Regions from separate parts of the Homo sapiens genome. Here region 1 is linked to region 2. Evidence: chromatin contacts called from ENCODE Hi-C or POLR2A ChIA-PET data. All regions are on one chromosome and are shown on one strand. Each heading gives the region's core, a stretch centred on a gene start or an enhancer-like site at or near the end of the contact. The rest is flanking DNA. Distances are from core to core; before and after follow the strand shown. Region 1 holds the start of AKR1C3 (aldo-keto reductase family 1 member C3). Region 2 overlaps LOC107984198 (a long non-coding RNA gene).

The links. A loop is a pair of places that touch in the nucleus more often than their neighbours do. ChIA-PET counts read pairs that join two places held with the same protein, here RNA polymerase II (POLR2A). Pooled maps may share reads with other maps.
Region 1: a loop to region 2 is called in a map of A673, with 5 times the contacts of the local background. The contact joins the promoter of AKR1C3 here to the enhancer-like site in region 2. A Hi-C loop is called at or near these places in 5 of 168 maps with a recorded cell type or tissue (A673, Calu3, aorta and 2 more) and 5 of 50 pooled maps. POLR2A ChIA-PET finds 5 or more read pairs at or near these places in 3 of 52 experiments (A673, Caco-2 and MCF 10A).

The regions. Positions count from the first base shown.
Region 1 is chr10:5,093,075-5,096,402 of GRCh38, reverse strand. It overlaps AKR1C3 (aldo-keto reductase family 1 member C3), which reads right to left and starts at 1,989. Exons shown (of 9, transcript NM_003739.6): 1 at 1,875-1,989. The coding sequence starts at 1,958. LOC124900291 (U8 small nucleolar RNA) reads left to right here and starts at 2,860; the gene lies at 2,860-2,995. RefSeq lists an enhancer at 1,852-2,146.
Region 2 is chr10:5,040,413-5,043,629 of GRCh38, reverse strand. The region is part of intron 3 of LOC107984198 (a long non-coding RNA gene); the gene reads right to left. Among named protein-coding and RNA genes, the nearest start is that of AKR1C2, 38 kb to the right of the region's middle. Within about 2 kb of position 1,779, at least 4 of the 41 ENCODE cell types and tissues checked have a DNase peak (open chromatin) inside an H3K27ac peak, as active enhancers do; they include A673, where a contact is called at or near this core.

The sequences.
Region 1 (3,328 bases), core at 740-3,239, 53 kb before region 2:
AGCAACCAAAGGTAGTATCTGGTGATCACTGTGGCTGAGAGGTAGTTCAGGCACAAGCATTGACTTTTATACAAGAATCAGCTTTTCCTCCTGTCTGTATGTGGGGTGAAAAGTCCATCTCAGTTTGCCTGAGTCTTTCCTGGTTAGTAATAAAGGTTGAGCATCCCAGAAACACCTTCAGTCTCAGGCAATCTCTGGTTGATCACTGTTATGGAGGTACCAAATAACACCCTCAGATTCAGTGATTTGTTGGAAAAGTTAACATGACTGAAATAGTCCTAATTATTTTTAATATAGTGATATTATACATGGTAAAAATCACATGGAGTATAGAAGGGAAACGGTGCAAGCTCATATGAGTTCTCTCCCAGTGATATTACACAGAATGCTCACTCAGACTTCCTCCAACATCGTATTTGGGAAATGCTGTCTACAAGAGATGTTCTTTGGTGTCTCAGTTCTTGAGATTTTGACTGGATGCTAGTTACATCGACCCAACTAGGGTTCACTTGGGAAATAAAGCATCTGTGAATAGTAGTCTATTAAGTCTTTTCTGCATAGTCATTCTGGCTACACAACAGAACTGAACACTAGGGGTAAAGATGTATACTCTGAGGATATCGATTTGTACATTAAAAATTCACTGAAATCTGTTAAGAATTTACTAAGGTACAGTTCTGCCATAAAAAATAAGGCTATCTCTTTCAGGAAAGACAGAATTCCAGTGAAATTTAAAATTACTGACTTATTGACCAAATTTGGATAAAGATTTGAAAGGTATTTTTTAATGACAAAAATATAAATAAACTGTTTTCATTTTTACATGTATTTAAAGAAGCTTTCTTGTTTCGTTGAAATTACAAGGAACTAGATAACGGTCTCCCCGCCATCTCCTGAGAACAGTCTTTTTTTTTTTTTTTAAATCTTTTTTGAGAGCAGTCTTTAAGTGTGCCAACACTCAAAGGTTTACCAAGGCTGGAGCTTCAGTTGTGTCGTTATTTTCATTTCCTGCCCATGCCAATTTATATTAAAAATTAAACCACTTTTGTCACTGGTCTAGAAAATGTATCCTTGTAGATCATCACAACTTATCGATAAAGTGAGAGACTCAAATTTCAATAATTAGTTCCTATTCACACACTTAGTAGCCTGAGGACAGTCTTGGAATACAAGTTCTATCTAGAAAATGAGGTCTCCATTTTGTTCATTTTTGTGTCAGAAGACCACTCCTACCACTTTGATACAAATATGATGCATACAAAAAAGGACTAAGAATTTAGACTTTCCTTTGTTAGGTTCTAGATTTTACTTAAAATGAGGTGGTATTTTTTTCTTTCAGGAAGTTCTTTTTAAAAGTGAAATAGTACAGTGGAAACTCTAGTCCAGGTCCGGTAATACTGGGTGGCACTCACTGCCGCCCATCAGAACAGTGATACTCTGCCGACAGTTTTGTGCACACCATATCCAGTAATTTTTGCTATAAGTATTTCTCTGGATCGTATGTTCTTGGAAGATGGAAAGATTTCTTCAGTTGTAGAAACAGAGAAATCACTCCTATTGCAATTAATCTCCACCAGAGGGAGATGACCAACAGTGTTCTTCAATACTGAGTTTTACATATTCTGCCAAGCTGGGAACTAGACATGAACAGAAGAAAGAAACAGTGCACAAACGAAAAATAAGCAGTACGTGACCATAGGAATGGACCTCAATGCAGAACAAGGATTGCCTACTTTTTTCTCCTAGCCTAGGAAACCTAGACCAGTGAGTCATCCAGAGTAAGGTAGGAACACGAACCTTACAACCCAATACGGGTTTCACTTCTACTAGGTTTATTCTTTTGAAATCCGAAAACTAAAAGGAATTATTCTTACCTCTGGAGGTGCATAGGTGCCAAATCCCAATACAGGCATGAAGTGGCCATCATTTAGCTTTACACACTGGTGTTTGGAATCCATTCCCTGTCACTTGTCTGACTAGCAAATGTTTGCTGCTGCTTCTCCTCAGAGATTACAAAAACAATGGGCAGGAAACCCCTCCCCCCACCCCTGCAAACTGACTGATGGTTAACCAATGGCATGTAGGAGGAGGTACATAGGCAGTCTTATATGGTCTGTGGAGAAAATTGCATTCAGTTCATTTGTTTCTTATCAAAGAGAATTCCTAAGTAAATTATTATAATATATGGTTATAATAAACTCATTAATTTCTATCTAAAGTATTATTTTCTATTCTAAATCTCTATATTAAATTATTCAAAAGGATTTGTAGAACAAATAGCAACCATATGTTAGACTATAAAAACCTCCAGCTACAAATATCTTTTTTCGTTTCTGCCGTGATAATGCCCCTTCTTTATACTGCATCATTTGAAATAATTAACCATCTTACGTCTTTCTCTCACATACACATAATTTAAAGGAATGACTAATGAGAATTTTTCAAATAGTTGGTCCTCAATAAAAAATTAAAGTTAAAACTGTAAAAATATTTGCCTTTTTACATTTTCAATCAGAAAATTTATTTTGATTTTTCTTTCTTTGCGTTGTAAGAGAAATATTCATTTCTGAAGAAGATGCAGTCCTGATAAAGCTGTAATCCTGATGAGGGTGCAAATAAAAAGAAATTCTGGTGTAGTTTTTATTGGAGTGTTAATTATTAACAGTTTTTGGAGTTTGGACATCATTTAATATATGCAAGCAGTGCCTTAATAGTATTTGTTCTTCAACCAGGTTTATTACAGACTATCAAGAAGTAACTAGCCAAAAAACTGATAACCATTTTATATAATCTGTCATCTTGTTAAACATTATTTGTAAGGAAAAACTGGAAATTAATTACATATAAATGGATGAATAATTCTCATGTGGGATAGTTTTCACTTGTTCCTTCCTTTGGAGGGCAGATTAGAACATGATGAATGTAGTTTGCACAATACATTATCAACATCTTGGAGTTGTCAGAACTTGCAATGCCCTGATTTCGTTCTATTTACTTTTCCTCAAATAATAACCAAAAAGTAAGTTGAGAAATAAGTTAATTATTATACATTGATACAATATAATATAAAATCATTGAAAGCTTTTACAGAGTGATTTCAGCAATATGGTGGATCAAAAGGCCCCTACTTGTCTCATGGACGCGTCAAGAAGTGATCTGAAATTGACTAAAATAAACTTATTTATTTATGGGGGTGCTGAGTAGAAATGTAGTATGATGCCAAGGGCAAGAGATTAGGGGAAGAGACGTGCAATAGTCCGTCTAACCCATTGAGGGGAAGCTGGGGTGTGAATTTTTGAAATAGTAAGCTATTCAAAAGCCAGTAGGT
Region 2 (3,217 bases), core at 530-3,029:
ACCAATGGCCTCGTCACTGGCCCAAAGAAGTCACATTCACCGGGTTGGTGGGAGTTGGTCAGGCCACTGAGGTTTATGAAAGTTCCACTATTTTACATTGTACTGGCCCAGAGGGACAGACTGGTACTGTTCACCCTCTACACCTATTCCAGTTAATCTCTGGGGAAGAGATCTTTTACAGCAATGGGGTGCACAAATTTCATTTCCACATGCTGCCAACAGTGAGCAAAGTAAAAACATTATGACAAAAATGAGATATGTTCAAGACACTGGTCTGGGAAAATTGGCTCAAGGTATTACTGCGCCTATTCAACCTTTCTATAAATTTGACTCCAAAGGGCTTGGTTATTCTTTTTAGAAGCAGTCACTGTCAAGCCTCCAGATGCCATCCCTTTGACTTGAAAACTCAGCCAGTTTGGGTGGATCAGTGGCCGCTCCCAAAAAATAAGCTGGAGGCGCTCCATAATTTAGTCCTGGAACAGTTAGAATTGGGACACATTGAGGAATCTTTCTCTCCATGGAATTCACTTGTCTTTGTTATCCAAAAGAAATCTGGAAAACAGAGAATGCTCACTCATCTTAGGGCAGTTAATGCTGTACTTCAACCTCTGGGGACATTACAATCTGGCTTACCCTCCCGCTCTATGCTCGCTGAGTATTGGCCTCTAATCCTCATAGATCTTAAAGATTGCTTTTTTAACATTCCACTGGCCTCTCAGGACTTTGAAAAGTTTGCTTTTATGGTCCCTTCCCTCAACAATGTCGCTCAGGCTACATGCTACTATTGGAAAGTCCTACCACAAGGCATGCTTAATAGTCCCACTATTTGTCAGTATTTTGTGGGGCGTGTGCTTCAACCTGTCAGGGATCAGTTTCCCCGATGTTACATCGTTTACTACATGGATGATCTCCTCTGCACAGCCCCCCCATACACCATTTTGATTTCCTGCTTTTCTGTGATTCAACAGGCCATTTCAGAAGCAGGTTTGACTATTGCACCAGAAAAAATTCAAACTACCTCTCATTTTCAATATTTGGGCATGCAGTTGGAAGACAAGCTGATTACACCACAAAAAGTTCAGCTTAGGAGAGACGCCTTAAAAACTTTAAATGACTTTCAAAAGTTACTTGGGGATATTAATTGGATTTGCCCTTCTTTGGGCATCCCTACATATGCTATGTCAAACCTTTTTGCCACATTATGTGGGGATCCAGATTTACACAGGAAAAGGTTTCTTACAGAAACCTCAGACTCAGAGAGGCTGAGTCTGAGTTATGATTGATTGAACAAACAGTTCAATGGTCTCAGGTCACTAGATTCAATCCCAAATTACCTTTTACTATTTTAATTTTTCCCACTGAACACTCTCCAACAGGGATCATCACTCAGGAACATGATATAATTGAATGGTGTTTTCTTCCCCATAGCTCTCTAAGGACACTTACTATTTACCTTGACTAAATTTCTACCCTCATTAGGCAAGCCTGTTCCCATCTTTTATGACTTTTGGGACAGGAATCTCAAAAAATTATTCTTCCCTTAAACCGTCAACAACTCTGACAAGCATTTACAAATTGTGTTATTTGGCAGGTAAATTTGGCCCATTTCCCTGGTATAATTGACAATCATTACCCTAATGTAAAATTGTTCCAGTTCCTGAAACTCACTTCCTGGATTTTACCTAATATTACCAGAAGTATTCCATTAACTGGAGCCGTTACTATATTTACTGATGCTTCCTCTAATGGCCGTGCTGTATACACAGGACCATGGGAACGCGTTCTTAACACAGGACCTATTTCTGTACAGCGAGCTGAACTTAGCACTGTTATGACTGTCCTTGAGGATTTTCCTGAGTCTGTCAACATTGTTTCTGATTCTGCATACCTCGTGCATGTTGCCCACAACATAGAAACGGTGTTAAATTTTTGCCTGAGGAAAGTTTACTTTCACTTTTTCAAAAGTCTTAGACAGTTCTCAGAGCACACTGTGCCCCCTTTTACATTACTCATATTTGAGCCCATACATCACTTCCAGGACCTCTTTCAGCTGTAAATGCCAGAGCTGATGCTTTAGCCACATCCATTTTTATGGACATGCGAAATTGTCGTGCCCTAACTCATGTCAATGCTGCAGGACTCAGAAGCAAGTTCCCTCCCACATGGAAACAGGCAAAAACCATAGTACGGCACTGTCCCTCTGGCCAAGAGTTAATTTTACAACCACTTCCTTCGGCAGTTAATCCTACAACCACTTCCTTCCAGAGTTAATCCTACACCACTTCCTTCCGGAGTTAATCCTACAACCAATTCCTTCCGGAGTTAATCCTACAACCACTTCCTTCCAGAGTTAATCCTAGAGGCTTTTCCCCCAACACACTCTGGCAAATGGACGTGACCCACTTTCCAGCTTTTGGGAGACTTTCTTTCATACATGTAACACTTGACACCTTTTCCCATTTCATCTGGGTTACATGCCAAACAGGAGAAAGTACTGCTCGTGTTAAATGACATATGCCTTCTTGTTTCTCAGTTATGGGCTGCCCTGCTAAGCTTAAAACTGATAACGGTCCCAGCTATACCAGCATTGCCTTTAAAAAGTTCACTCAAGCATGGGGCATTACTCACACTACTGGAATTCCCTATAATTCTCAAGGACAGCCTCTGGTGGAATGAGCTAATAAACCTCTCAAGGACCAGCTTCGCAAACAAGGTAACAAAAAGAAAGGGGATGTCAGTACTCCCCATGCTCAGATAAATTTAGCTCTGTTCACATTAAAATTTTTAAATTTGGCCAAGAACCAACCTTTCATGGCAGCAGAACAACACTTTGCTGGTAATAAATTTGACCCACAAAAAGGCAAGCAAGTATGGTGGAAGGACACAAAAACTAATAAATGGGAATTACGCACTGTAATAACATGGAGTAGGGGTTTTGCTTGTGTCTCCCCAGGAAAGGACCAACAACCTGTTTGGGTTCTCTCCCATCAGCTGAATTTGTACCATGACTCCAGCCCTGAAGAACCATCAGAAACAAAAGGAGAAGAGCCGCCAGAAATCAAAACGCAAGGCTCGTCACCTGACTAATACAATTTATATCTCAAGTTTGCCTCACAGCCTCGCCCTATAACTCCCAATGCTAAAATTCCACCCTGCTGATGTGGGGGGGTCAGATAAAAGTAATGTCCGAAGAGGTTGAGAGACACCTACAGGACAA